3 separate regions of the Homo sapiens genome follow, and all the other regions are linked to region 3. The links are chromatin contacts, found by Hi-C or POLR2A ChIA-PET in ENCODE. All regions are on one chromosome and are shown on one strand. Each heading gives the region's core, a stretch centred on a gene start or an enhancer-like site at or near the end of the contact. The rest is flanking DNA. Distances are from core to core; before and after follow the strand shown. Region 1 holds the start of SDHAF2 (succinate dehydrogenase complex assembly factor 2). Region 2 holds the start of ZFTA (zinc finger translocation associated). Region 3 holds the start of EEF1G (eukaryotic translation elongation factor 1 gamma).

Region 1 (4,431 bases), core at 992-3,491, 1.1 Mb before region 3:
TTATGCCAAGTGAAAAATAAATGGCATGTATCCGCCTCTTCTGTTGCCTCATATCAAAGTCAGGGTCAAACCAGGGAACTTTCCCTTTCTAACCCATTCAATACATGCTCTTACCAGGTCCTTATGTGTACCCACTGGAAGATGCAAATGGGAAGAGCCAGCTTACTTACATAGAATGGTGCTGAAAATAACCCAGGCAAGATATTAGTACGTTTTCAATAGAAATTTTGGAACATTCTTGAGAATTGACCTCAAGACTGAAAAACTTAACTGCATGGAAGATTATTTCTTTGAGAGAATTTTTCTTGTGTTTTTAAGAGTCAGGGTCTTGTTCTGTTGCCCAGGATAGAGTGCAGCGGCCCAATCATGGCTCACTGCAGCCTTGAATTCCTGGGCTCAGGGAGTACCTCTTGCCTCACTCTCCAGAGTAGATGGGACTACAGGCACAAGCCACCATATCTCGTTGTTGTTTTTTTTTACATTTTTGTAGACTGGGTCTTGGTATGTTGCCCTGGCTGGTATTGAACTTCTGGTCTTAAGTAATCTTCCCATCTCAGGCTCCAGAGCAGCTGAGATTACAGTCAAGAGCCACCTTGCCCAGCTCTAGATAAATTTCTGTATAATGTTCCCTGGTACAATAAAAACAAATCCAACTGAGGGTATGTGCATGGGTCTATTATCAGTTTTCTAACTGGTTTGTCTAACGTCTTTACTCTTTTATTCCCTCTAGAAAGACTAAAGGTAACCAATACAATTTATTATACCAAAATGCCTGTGGACTTCTCATGACTGGAGTCAACCTACTTATAAAAGGAAGTAAAACTTAATTGGAATGGAGTTGAAACTAAATGTTAAAGTCATCTTTTCTACTTTGCTTTTGCACTGTCACGATGGAGGGGACTACACTTCTCCAGCTGCAGGTTGAGAATGTAAAGGAACCGGTATCAACACTGTCCTCATGAATACCGTAGCAAATGTACTTTTGATTTTTAAGTGTGGTTAGTCTGACACCCACCTTTGGCTTCCTGGGGAGTAAATTCCACAGGTTGATTCACCATTCTATTACACCTGCTTTTTATTTGCTCTTAAATCAAAGCCTTTAAAATTAAGCCTGGAGCTTCAAATTAACATAAAGAGGAATGGAGTGTAGTCTTTAAAGTTTCTGCAGGAGAAAAATTTTAGACCGGATAGACGCGTGTTCAAGCCTAGGACTGGTACAGCTTGAAACCACTGCCAGTTTGCTGAAAATGATTCCTCAGATGATCAAGGAAAATCCCAAAGCTCCTGATGACACCTCACCTGGTTGAACTCCTCGTCAGCATATATATCAATCAAGTCCACTCCTTCTGACATGGCTCCGGAAGGAAGATCGCGAGTCCGGAGGATGGACAAAGTAAGGAAGATGCCACTGCGGGATTCGGAAAAATGCAAGAATTAGAAGGCACGAGGGTCCTGGGCTGGGAAGAGGGTAATGATTGCTAACCTCCCATCTCCAGAGACGCAGCATCCTGGCGGCCCCAGCTCGGCCCCACCCGCTCCGCCCCGCCCCCGGCCTCGCGCCGCCCACCGCTCTCCCAGGCCGCCGGGGGTCGCTGCCCATCACCCTCGGGCCCGACCCGGGTAGCGCCGCGTCTGCGCCGCAGCTGCCTATGGCGCGACGGAAAAGTCCCACCCTCGGGTCCTAGTGGCCCTAGGACGGCGTTGCGAAGAATGACCGCGGCGAAGCCCGCAGCCCCTATCCGCTGCACCTGCCTAGCCCCCAAGGCGGCTCCGGCCAGAGCCCCCAGGTGTCAAGCAGCTCCAGCCGCCTCTGCCCCCAACCCAGGCCTACTCTTCGCCCCCAGCTAGGCCCGCCCCGCTCCCTCCCGACAAACCCGGCCCGGCGCGCTCTGCCTCCTCCCTCAAAAGGCCCGCGACTCCCTCCGCCCGCAGACTCCGGCCGTCCCATCTCAACCGACCCCCTTCCCGCCTCAGTGCCGGCCCGGACCCCTCTTCCGGCCCAACCTGCCCCCGACCGCGCGCCCCCGTTACCGGGAATATGGCGGCGGCGGCGGCGAGTCCGGACTAGGCCCGAAGCGCGCGAACCGCTCTCCGCCCCAGGTCCCGCCCCCCCCGCCGCCGGCGTCACACGCACCGCCACTTCCGGCATGCGCAGGGACGCACCTTCCGGCTCAGCTCCTCCGTGGCTGCCGTGGTCGGCTGGCCGGGCGGCTAGGAGTTCCCGGAAGTGCCCGCGCAGCCGGTTTCCGGTGCAGGTGGGGAAAATGGCGGTGTCTACAGTGTTCTCGACTTCGTCGCTGGTGAGGAGAGAGAACGTTCTAGCGTCCGGGGCGGGCGGCAGCGGGGATTACCCTTTGTCTTCCTCTGTGGTCTCTATCTTGGGGAGAGTTCGTCTGCCCGATAGCGCAGGGCAAGGGCAGGCCCAGGGAGAGGCCGATCCTGCAACTCAGGAAATAAAGGTCGCTTCCATTCTTTGGTGAGCCTACTGTGTGCCGGTCTGGAAATATCTGCTTAAACGATCAGTCATCGTCCAAGACCCAATTCGCCTCTCACCTACGTCCCAGGCGGGATTAGCCCAACTTCCCTGGGCTCCCCTTCTCCCCGTTCTTTAGTCTTTAATGCTTTTCGTGGTTTCACATAGTATCTTCAGCTTTTTGTTTGTTTATAATTGACATATAATTGTACGTGTTTATGGGGGTACAGTATAATGTTTTAATACATGTGTACATCGAATAATCAAATCAGCGTAGTTAGCATGTCCATCACCTCAAATCTTTATCATTTATTTACGGTAATAACTTTTCAAGATCTTTTTCTAGCATCTTGACATATACAGTACAGTGTTATTAGCTGTAGTCACTCTAATATGTAATAGAACACTGGAACTTATTATTCTTTTTTCCTAGCCTGCTGTTATAAAGTAACTAACTTTGCCTCTATCTTCCCCTCCTACCCCCATCCCTATCTTTATTCTTTTTTTTTTTTCCTGCAGACCCAGGGACTCGATCTTTATTCTTTTTTGATGTAGGCGTTTACACTATAAACTTCCTTCTTAGTACAGCTTTTGTCGCATCTCATAATTTTGTATATGTTGGGTTTTAGTTTGTCTCAGGATATTTCCTTTTTGTTTGTTTTTTGTTGTTTTCCTTTTTTTTTTTTGAGACGGAGTTTTGCTCTTGTCGCCCAGGCTGGAGTGCAATGGCACGAACTTGGCTCACTGCAACCTCCACCTACCGGGTTCAAGCGATTCTTCCGCCTCAGCCTCCCAGGTAGCTGGGATTACAGGCATCGCCATCATGCCTGGCTAATTTTTGTATTTTTGTAGAGATGGGGTTTCACCTTGTTGGCCAGGCAGGTCTCGAACTCCAGACTTAAGGTGATCCGTCCTTCTCGGCCTCCCAAAGTGCTGAGATTACAGGCGTGAGCCACCGCGCCCGGCCTGTTGTTTCCCTTCTTTTTTCTTTTTTTCGTAGAGACAGGTTCTCACTATGTTGCCCAGGCTGGTCTCAAACTCCTGGCCTCAAGTGATCCTCCTGCCTCAGCTTTCCAAAAAGTGCTGGGATTACTGGTGTGATCCACCATTCCCGGCGTGTCTCAAGATATTTTCTAATTTTCCTTTTGATGTCTTCTTTGACTCATTGATTGTTCAAGAGTGTGTTGTTTAATTTCCACATATTTGTGAATTTTCCACCTTTTCTTTTGCCATTGATTTCCAGATTTTAATAAAATGTCTCTTGTGCGGCATATAGTTGAATCTTTTTTTTAATTCATTATATTCAGCCACTTCATGTCTTTTGGTTGGGGAGGTTATGTTATGTTATGTTATTTTCTTGAGACAGAGTCTCGCTCTGTCGCCCAGGTTGGAGTGCAGTGGCATGATCTCGACTCACTGCAAGCTCCACCTCCTGGGTTCACGCCAATCTCCTGGTTTAGGAGTAGCTGGGACTACAGGCGCCCCCCACCACGCCTGGCTAATTTTTTGTATTTTTAGTAGAGACGAGATTTCACCGTGTTAGCCAGGATGGTCTCGATCTCCTGACCTCGTGATCTGCCCGCCTCAGCCTCCCAAAGTGCTGGGATTACAGGCGTGAGCCACCGCGCCAGGCCTGGAGTTTAATCCATTTATACCTAAAGTAAATAGTGGCCGAGGTGGGTGGATCGTGTGAGTCCTGGAGTTCGAGACCAGCCTGGGCAACATGGCAAAACCCCTTTTCTACTAAAAAAAATTAGTCAGGTGTGGTAGTACACACCTGTAGTCCCAGCTACTTGAGAGGCTGAGGCGGGAGTGCGTCTGAGAAGTCAAGGCTGCGGTGAGCCTTGATTTTGCAACAGCACTCCAGCCTGGGCATTGGAAGTGAGACCTTGTCTCAAAAAATAAATAAAATAGGGAAGTACAATCATCCCTTTGTATCCATGGGATGACTGTTGTAG
Region 2 (3,918 bases), core at 1,374-3,873, 1.2 Mb after region 3:
CAGGGATGCGGCTCTTTCCAGGCCTCGAGGCCCGGGCCTCACAGTGGTCTGAATATTTCCTGCCTGAAGATGCTGGTCCCCTGGCCCTGGAGGAGGGCAGGGGGGCACTCCCCCAGGACCCCAAGGCACCCCCTTCCAGCTGAAGATCTTGCCCTGAAGAAGGGGAAAGGGAGACAGTTTTTCAATCTCTGATTTCCAGGGAAAGAGGCGAGGGCTTTGATGGTGAGCCCTGAGAAAGGGAGCTGGGGGAGGGGGTGTTCCGGGGCAGGAAAGGGACGGCAACAGCAATAAAAGGGATGGTAGAAGTGGGAGCCAAAACATTAGCCCTTTACAAAGGGCAAGGACCCTTTAAGAGGAGATCAAGAACAAAAGGACGCAGGGCACTGTGGAAATAGCTCTGACTTTTTAAAAAATAAGGTGAGGGCCAAGGAGCCAACCAGCTCTGTAAGGTGCCCTTTCTGGACAAGAGCCGTAGGGAGAAAGCCAGGAGAGCAGCAGGCCAGGGCGGTTCCAGCTGGAGCAGAGCAGGCAGTGGGGCCAGACAAACAAAGGGGGCATCTGTCTACAGCCAGGGCTGCACACGGGACCCACCCACCTGGGGCCCCCGCCAGGAGGGCCCCACCCACAGGTCTTCTCCCTTTTTCCAGTAATGCTTCAAATATAGCTTCCTGAGACTCCCATTTTGGGGATGGGCTAGGCATTGTCAGTTCCCCAAATCTAGGCCCCCACATGGGAGGGATCCCCAAGACAAAGCTGCCAACATCTCCAGGGAAAGGAGTTTCTGAGACTGAAACTTCTCCAGATTCTGGAGGAGCCAATGACCCTGTAAAGGGATGGCAGGAGGGCCACCAGAGTGACAACTAATGACACTGCGGCAGGGAGTGGCCACCATCCACTGAAGCCCATTAAGTCTTTCTGGGGCTTTATTTGCTGCTCTGGCAGGGAGCCGGCCACTGCCCAGCAGTCAGAAGGGCGGGCACTGGAGAGGCCCCACTAACCCAATGGTGTTCCCTGTGCCAGACACCCACCCAGAGCAGTCCCCTACCCTCCCTACAGTTCCCACCCCTCTTGATTTAGAAAAATGGTCTCCTGGGCACACAGGCAGGTTCTGGTCATTCTCCCAGTGGAGAATCACAGGGTTGGGAAAACAAAAGACAGGATCAGAAAGGGCTCCTGTCACCCTTGTGGAAGTTTTTTTGTTTTAGTTTTTATTTAAGTAGATCCATAGAATCCACTGGCTTCGGAGTCATAGGCCTGGGTTCAAGTCCTGGCTTCACTGGTAACTTGCTCTGTGACCTTTGATAGGTCATGTCCGCACTCTGGGCCTGAGCTTCTTTGTCTGCAACGACACTGGCTAGCTGGCTGGTCTCTAAGCATCCTTCCAGCGCTGGATCCAGGCTAGTCTAAGGTGGATTGGCCCTTTAAGAGCCGAAAAAGGGGGAGGAGCCGAGGTTCTTTAAAAACAAAAGGGGATGGGGCGTTTCTGGGAGGGGAGAGACCGGGAGGGGAGCCTGGAGATTCGGGCAGAGTCTCCCTGGCCTGGAGGAAACCCTCAAGGGTCTTAAGGCGTGACCCTGCAGCCGGGAAATGAGTCAACAGTCTCCTTTGAGAGCGAACGAGGAGGACTGGTTGGTTCCGCTAGAGCTGACAAATTAGGGCAAAAAAAAATTCTGAAAAGAAGGGAAGGGAGAATGCACCGGCCGGAGGGGTGCCTGCCTTTGTGGGCGAACCCATCGCTTTAAAAACTGCCCGCGGTGGGAAAAGATGGTGTGGGCCCCCGGGGCGCAAGCGATGCACTTTCCTAGGGAGAATGTGGGAGAAAAGAAAAAGGGTGCATGTCTCTCACAAGGCCACGAGACGAGAGGAGCAGCCCGATTTAAAACAGCAGAGTTCGGAGCTGAGCTCAGCTCCGCTGGGGAAAAGCCCCCGAAGGGGACCCAGGGTCTGGGCGGACTTTTGAGAGAAAGCCCGATTAGGGAGACCACCTGGGAGTCTGAAAGAGAAAGGGGCGGGGGCCAAAGTCCAGCCTCGCTCCGTGGCGCCCTGCCCCGTGGGGCCCCTCGGGCCTGGCCCCCAAGGCGGGGCGCTGCGGGCGGCAGCGGGGCCCTTTAAGGGGGAGGCGAGCCGCCCGAGCCCCGCGAGCCGACCCCGGGAGCTGGGCGGGGGGCTCCCCCGCCAGCCCTGCAGCCGCGCTCCGCGCCCACCAGGTGGCGCCCCCGGCCGCCCTGCCCGCGTCCCCCGCTTTGTTCGGCGGCGGAGAGGGGCCCCGAGCCGCAGCCCTCCCTTCCCCCACGCCGGGGCCCCCGCCCGGGCCGCCGGCCCCAGCTCTTACCGCCTTCGTCTTCCTCTGGCTCCGCGCTGCCGCTCGATCCGGCGGGCGGCAGCCGTCGGCCCCGTGCCGAGGCCACTGCTGGCCCGGGGCCGCCCCTGCCGCCGCTGCTCCGGCTCCGGTGGTCCCCGCCGGGCTCCATGCGCTGCGCTGCGGAGCGGGGCCCCGGGGCGGCGGGGCGCGGGGCCGCGGGGCCGGCGGCAGCCCGCGCGGAGCGCTCGCTGCGCGGGGCCCCGGGGCGCGGGGCGCATGCACGGGGCGGCCGGCCGCACGGACGGCAGGCTGCTCGCTCGGCGGCGCGGGCTGGACCGGGGTGGGGATTCCTGTCTGGGGCCCCTGGGGCTCCTTTAAGGGCTCCTGGGTAAATTTAAAGGGGCCGCGCGCTATTTCCTCCTGCCAGCTCGCGGGGGGCTGGGGGGAAAGGCGGGAGGCAACGAGCCCAGCCGAGGCTCAGCAGCCTGCGCCCGCTCCGGACGCTAGGGGCACGGACCTCGCCGCCCCCGCGGGCCCGCACCGCCGCCTGCGGGGCTCCGGTCCCGGCTCCCAAAGGGTCACTGAGGTGGCGAGGGGCGCCCGCGTCCGCTGCGACGCGCTTCCACCCGGGCTCGGCTCGCGGCCACCGCCCCCTCGGGGCATCTCAGCGCCGGGAGCGCCCGCTGAGGAGGCCGGGGTCCCTGCCCGGGGCTGCCTCCCGCCGCGCAAGCGGGTCGCGAGCTCCGTGCGGGCCCCGGAGCGGCCGCTACTGGCAGGGGCCCCAGATGGCTGCGGCCCCGCCGAGAGGGTGGAGCCGTGGGGGCGGCCGCGCCCCCTCCCGCGGGAGCCGCCCGGGAGCGCTGAGAGCTCGGGCTTCTCATGGGAGGGGCGGACAAGCGAGGCTCCCCCGAGCCAGCCAGGGGTGGGGGCGGCGGCCGCAGTGACTCGGGCTGGGGAGAGGGGCGCACAGCAGACCCGCAGAGAGCCGGCTGCGCCGGGGCCCGACCCTGCGGGCTGGAGGTGGCCCCAGGATGGAAGCCGGGAGGAGAGGGCGTGCGCGGCGGTGACTCAGGATCCTGCCCCCGCAGGCCTGGGGGTGCCTGACGAGGCCCTTGACGCAGCCCCAGACCCCCGGCCCGGCCCTAGGAAGCGAAAAATGCTGGCCCCGGGCGGGGTGTCGGGCACCTGGGGAGGCGCGTTACCACGGCTCGGAAGCGCTGGGCGGACCCTGGCTGCGGGTCCCGGGGCGCCCCCGGTCCCCCAGCTCCGGAGAAGCGGAGCGCAGGGACCCGGAGAGGCAGCCGGGGCGCAGCAGCCTGGGGTCCTCCTGCGAGGACCGGCGGGAGGAGCAGGTGCTCGCTTTGCCTGAGGTTGGGCGCCCACAACAAAGGCGATTCCTGGAGATCCAAATTACAGGGTGCGGGAGGCCTGCAGGGTCTTCTTATCTGGAGGCGGGTTTTGTTCCCTGCACTGGCGAGTTACCCAGCTGTCGCCGATGGCAGTTCGTCCGCTTGTCACCACCTACTGTGTGCCCGCATGCTTTCAGACGCTGGACACACAGCACTGAAAAACATGGGCAAGACCGATACTGCCTGTGACTTTCCTTCTCAGAGGCA
Region 3 (4,441 bases), core at 559-3,058:
TCACAATGTTAACTAGGAAGCCCAATAGATTTGAATATTACAGGATATTTGTATGAAATCTCTGGATCAAACAAGCAGAAGGCCAAAAGCAACTCCTGTATCAATGTCTGTATCAGTTAAAGTATTAGTGTGTGACCCAGACCCACACAGCACTTCATCTCCTCCATTCTTAGCATGTTTCTTCACCTATCTCTATAAACCCCTTGGGGTAAGAATTCTGCTCATAACAGATATCTGATATATTTGCACTGAAAATGCTTAGTCAAAACTCATTCTCTTTCCCACAAAGTAAACTCGTGAATTTTATAAAGTCACAGAATAGCTCTGTATTTTTTTTCACAACTACATGTAAATCTGTATTTATCTCAAAATAAAATCACCGAAATTGAATAAAACAACATGGGAAGCTCCCTTTTAGAGATGGGGGCCACCACCAGAGTGACAGAATCGCAGGGCCTTGGTTTCTCAGAACCGAAGGATGCTCCCCATCTCCCAACTCACCTTGCCGGCAGGAAATTTGCGGAGAAATTCAGGGGTGCGGTTGGTTTGGCCAAAATGGAAGTGGGGTGGTGCGGAGAGCACGCGGACCTGAGCCCCGCTGTACTGAGCAGCGATGAGAGCCTTGAAGGCCCTCCAGTTTTCAGGATACGTGTACAGGGTCTATGGGAGAAAGAGAGGGACAAAATTAATGAGTAGAAGGGTCCCAGTCCTTAATGCCACTCTCCAGGATGACTTTCCTGAATAATCCCAATGTATTCAACTCACCCTTTTACTTCCTCTGGTGAACCAAGTCCTTTAGTACTTGTCATATGTAATCAGAATCCTCCGAAATACCAAGAACAGAACTACACACCAACTGCTAAATAAAGCTTGTTGACAGATTTGACCTTCCCTAAGGACACCTCTGGAAGTATTCTCTTCCTCTCAAATCTATCTCCAAGAAATCCAGAACTTCTAGCTCCATCAGACTCCATCTGCCTACAAACATACTCTCCTCCCTTCCCGGAGCCCTCGCTTCATTCATTGATGGTTCCGAGCGCCTGCCTACTCTACTGCTCAGCTGCTCACCGCTTCAAAAGCATCGTCCTGTCTCTAAGGCACGCACGACGATCGAGAGATTTCTAGTTCCCCTCAGACTAGCCAGAGATAGGGGATGGCATGCCGTCTTCTTAAATCAACTCCTCTCTCTCAAAAAGCCTTTCTTTCCGTGTCGCGAATATCATCCCTCCGGTCCTGTCCCGCAGCGAGTTCCCCGGCGTTGGGCTTCTCTATTATGCCGGCCAGCGGAGTCCAATTGGTCTGACTTCACTGTCCGGAGAATCCTCTCGCTCCCAAACCTCCCTGAGAGACGACCTTTAACCGTGCCAGCCGGACCTGCCTACAAAGACCCTCCTCTTCAACCTGTCCCCTGTGTTACTCCACAAAACGGACACAGAAGTTCGTCAACCTGCCCAGATACCACGCCTCAAAGCGGCAACAGAGCCGAACCCCTTTCTCAGGCTTCGGACGGCCCAGACCCGGCATCTCTTTTCTCCTCTTCCCCAGACCCTTCCACCTCTGGCCTCCGAGAGCCCCAGCCTCAGTTCCCCTCCAGGCCCTAGGAACCCTACTCTCCAGCAGTACAGTCTGTAGACCCCCGAATCAGTTCCCCACTCAACCTCAGAACTCCTCTGGCGCCGACTGGCCCCACTCGGGCAAAGGATGGCGGTGGATAGGATGACCCGAACCACCAGAGCCAGCAAACTTACCCCAGCCGCCATGGTGATTCCGCAAAGAAAGGGGGTGGGGTTCTCGGCGCTGCCGCAAAGTAAGCCGCCCGGGAGAGAAGGGAGGGGGAAAGAGGAGAGCCGTGGAGAAACAGCAGCCGGAAAGCGAGGACGAAACAGAAGACATACGTACGACAGTTCGGTATCCAGTGGCGCTGAATTGGAAAAAGAACTGGGTGGGTGGGGCCTGCTGGCCAGCGCGGAAAAAGCTCGGGCCTGCGCATTGGAGCTCTTGACTGGCCCGCCCCCCAGGTGCAGCGGGCCAATCGGAGTCTAGACGTGGAGGTAGACAGCGTGGAGGGCGGGGAAGTTGTGAGAACCCGCTGGAAAAGCCGCGAGTTCTTGGCTACGTGGCGCGGTTGTTGGCCCGGCGCGGCCAGTGCTACTGGGGGCGTCCCTCTCTGGCCCTCCCAGGGACAAGTGACTTGATGGTAGATTTTGCCAAGCCCCTCACATGATTCTATGAAACTCATGGGAGCGAGGAACAGCTGCTGCGCGGAGGTGGCAGTGTGTGTGCTAAATCCCTTTAGTTCCTGCTCTGCTTTTCCTCCAGAAAGGGATGAGCGTCTAACAGGGGCCCCGGTCTGAACCCGCCTGCCAAAGTGAGGTTTGCTCACATCCAACCCCTGACAGCTCCAGGGTGCTGTTACTGCGAGCAGGGCACCGGCCCTCCGGCCCGAAGCAGGGCAGGGACATGAGGGAGAACGCGCCCTGTCCCTCCCACCTCCTCCGGACTCGGCCCCTGGAGGGGCTGACGCTGGAAGACCTGACATCGTCGCTTCTGATGTTCATGGCTTTTGACCCATGTTCAGGTTTGAAATCTCTTACCCAGTTTAAGAACGGGATGAACTCTCCTCGTTTAAAGGAGAGAATGAAGAACGCTGAACGCAAATCTCCGTCCTTGTGCGCATAAATCTGAGGCGACAGGAAGAATGTGGAGGCAAACCTGGCTCTTCTCAGTACTGCTGGAGCCACCCACCGCTCTGCCATTCAGGAACTCTGCGCGGGTGCCAGGTGCCACGCGCGGTGCTGCCCCCGCACTCCCCTCGAGCTGTGCGAACTGTAGGAAGGAGAAGCTGGTGGGGTGGAGAGCAACAGGGAGAGACCCATGTTCGGGGTCAGACGGGAGCAGCTGCAGGAAGTTCTGGGGGAGGGGAAGGGGGATTATGACCAGATGGAAATGAAAGGAAACGGGAGACTGTATTAATAAACTAGCAGCTTTATTGCCCTTCAGGGGCCATGTCTTCACTTGAGATGTCGAATTGCTTGAGGGAGGAAAACCTGTAAGAAATGATGGAGATCAGGGAACAGGCCTTGGGGATCCTGGAGCGGGGTCACAGTGAGCATTCGGTCAGCCGGGGAGACAGACGCCACAAAGCTCAGCAGGGGCTCAGTTTCTGGCCTCTCTTCGCCACCACTCAGTCCTTTCAGCTCCTGGGTGACCTGAGCCTCAGTCGCCAGCCACCCTGCTCTTGTGCCAGCGCCACCTCCAGCTCCCTCCTTGGTTTGCTGCTGCAAGCGTCTACGGGCTCGCCGCCGCCCTTGCCACACTCGGTGCCACAAGGCACAGCGCCAGCTCGCTGAGGAGGGCAGGGATGCCCCCTTCCCTGCCTCACCCTGAGACCATTCTTGGGCTGCCTCATGTCCCTTGGGCCCCCGCTCTGCCAGGGCTGCGTGGCTGGGCTGCCCCTCTTCTCCAGGGGCTCCATGCTTTCCAGTGGTCAGGGGCAGGTCCCCTGGCTGCCCAGGGCTCTGCATGGCCCAGTCCTGCACCATCTCTCCAACCTCTATAACCATCTCTTCTACCCTGTCTTCCCCACCGTCCCCTGCACATCCCTGCTGCTCCTCTTTCCCCTCCTCACAGCAGTTTTTCTGTCCATCTACTTTGAGTCTTTTGCTTGTCCCTCCCTGAGAGGACTCCCCAGTTCCACCTCCTTCTGACCGCGTTCTCTTGGTTGCCTGTTCTATATGGCACCCCAGTGCTTCCCTGAATACCTGCACCAGGGCAGCAGTGAGCTGGGTGAAGGGTGCAAGGGGTAAAGGGATCGGCGTAGCAGAGAGCAGGGAGCTGGGGGAGCTGGGCTGCAGAAGAGGGAGCAGCCCCCAGTCCCGACCCCGGGAGGAACGGCGCTGGTACTGGAGGCTTCGGCAGTAATTGGCTGCTGCTCGGCAGCAGTTCTGTAGGCGCCCAGCCACCCGGCTGGTCACATTGGCTGCGACATTGTGACTCAGGTCAAAAGGGTCCTGGAGATTCAGGGGGCCAAGGCGCAGACCCTCCCAGAGATTAGAAGGCAGGCCCCCTGCCACAGGCAGTGCCTGACCCTCCCGCAGGGACAGCAGGGAGCCACGAAGATCCCAACAAGATACACAGGAGAAGAACTGGGCTAGCAGGGAACCTGGAGGAGGAGGAAGAGTGGGGAAAGGGGGGTCACTTAGAGGCCAGAACTGATACAGGTCCTGCACCAGAGCCATTTCCTTAGCAGGACTTTTTCCCTTCCAAGGGGCTCAGCAGAGTCCCAGGAAGCTAGGCTTCTCTGATCCCTATAAACAAGAGGTCAAACCTCTCTCCCTGCCCCCACATGATGTCCTTGCCCAGATGCTGCTGCTCCTTGCTAGCCAGTGTAACCTTGGGCAAGTCACTTAATTGCTCCCAAACATGGTTTCTTCATCTGTAA

Evidence for each region. Hi-C counts contacts between places; a loop is a spot of excess contacts on that map. ChIA-PET counts read pairs that join two places held with the same protein, here RNA polymerase II (POLR2A). Pooled maps may share reads with other maps.
Region 1: a pooled map shows a loop between it and region 3 (8-fold over the local background). The contact joins the promoter of SDHAF2 here to the promoter of EEF1G in region 3. A Hi-C loop is called at or near these places in 4 of 50 pooled maps. POLR2A ChIA-PET finds 5 or more read pairs at or near these places in 3 of 52 experiments (MCF 10A, WTC11 and activated CD4-positive, alpha-beta T cell).
Region 2: a pooled map shows a loop between it and region 3 (2.5-fold over the local background). The contact joins the promoter of ZFTA here to the promoter of EEF1G in region 3. A Hi-C loop is called at or near these places in 1 of 168 maps with a recorded cell type or tissue (dorsolateral prefrontal cortex) and 1 of 50 pooled maps. POLR2A ChIA-PET finds 5 or more read pairs at or near these places in 1 of 52 experiments (activated T-cell).

Annotation. Positions count from the first base shown.
Region 1 is chr11:61,427,883-61,432,313 of GRCh38, forward strand. SDHAF2 (succinate dehydrogenase complex assembly factor 2) reads left to right here and starts at 2,242. Exons shown (of 4, transcript NM_017841.4): 1 at 2,242-2,300. The coding sequence starts at 2,265. CPSF7 (cleavage and polyadenylation specific factor 7) reads right to left here and starts at 2,093. Exons shown (of 10, transcript NM_001142565.3): 1 at 2,032-2,093; 2 at 1,300-1,408. The coding sequence starts at 1,353. RefSeq lists enhancers at 1,308-1,956, 2,313-2,372 and silencers at 1,463-1,892, 2,003-2,172, 2,031-2,366.
Region 2 is chr11:63,766,152-63,770,069 of GRCh38, forward strand. It overlaps ZFTA (zinc finger translocation associated), which reads right to left and starts at 2,624. Exons shown (of 5, transcript NM_001144936.2): 1 at 2,333-2,624; 2 at 1-153. The coding sequence starts at 2,471. RefSeq lists silencers at 2,041-2,340, 2,561-2,610, 2,741-2,950, 2,971-3,440.
Region 3 is chr11:62,572,083-62,576,523 of GRCh38, forward strand. It overlaps EEF1G (eukaryotic translation elongation factor 1 gamma), which reads right to left and starts at 1,809. Exons shown (of 10, transcript NM_001404.5): 1 at 1,749-1,809; 2 at 502-660. The coding sequence starts at 1,760. TUT1 (terminal uridylyl transferase 1, U6 snRNA-specific) reads right to left here. Exons shown (of 9, transcript NM_022830.3): 9 at 2,970-4,162. The coding sequence ends at 3,012. RefSeq lists enhancers at 1,778-1,977, 1,933-2,894, 2,678-2,737, 2,895-3,856.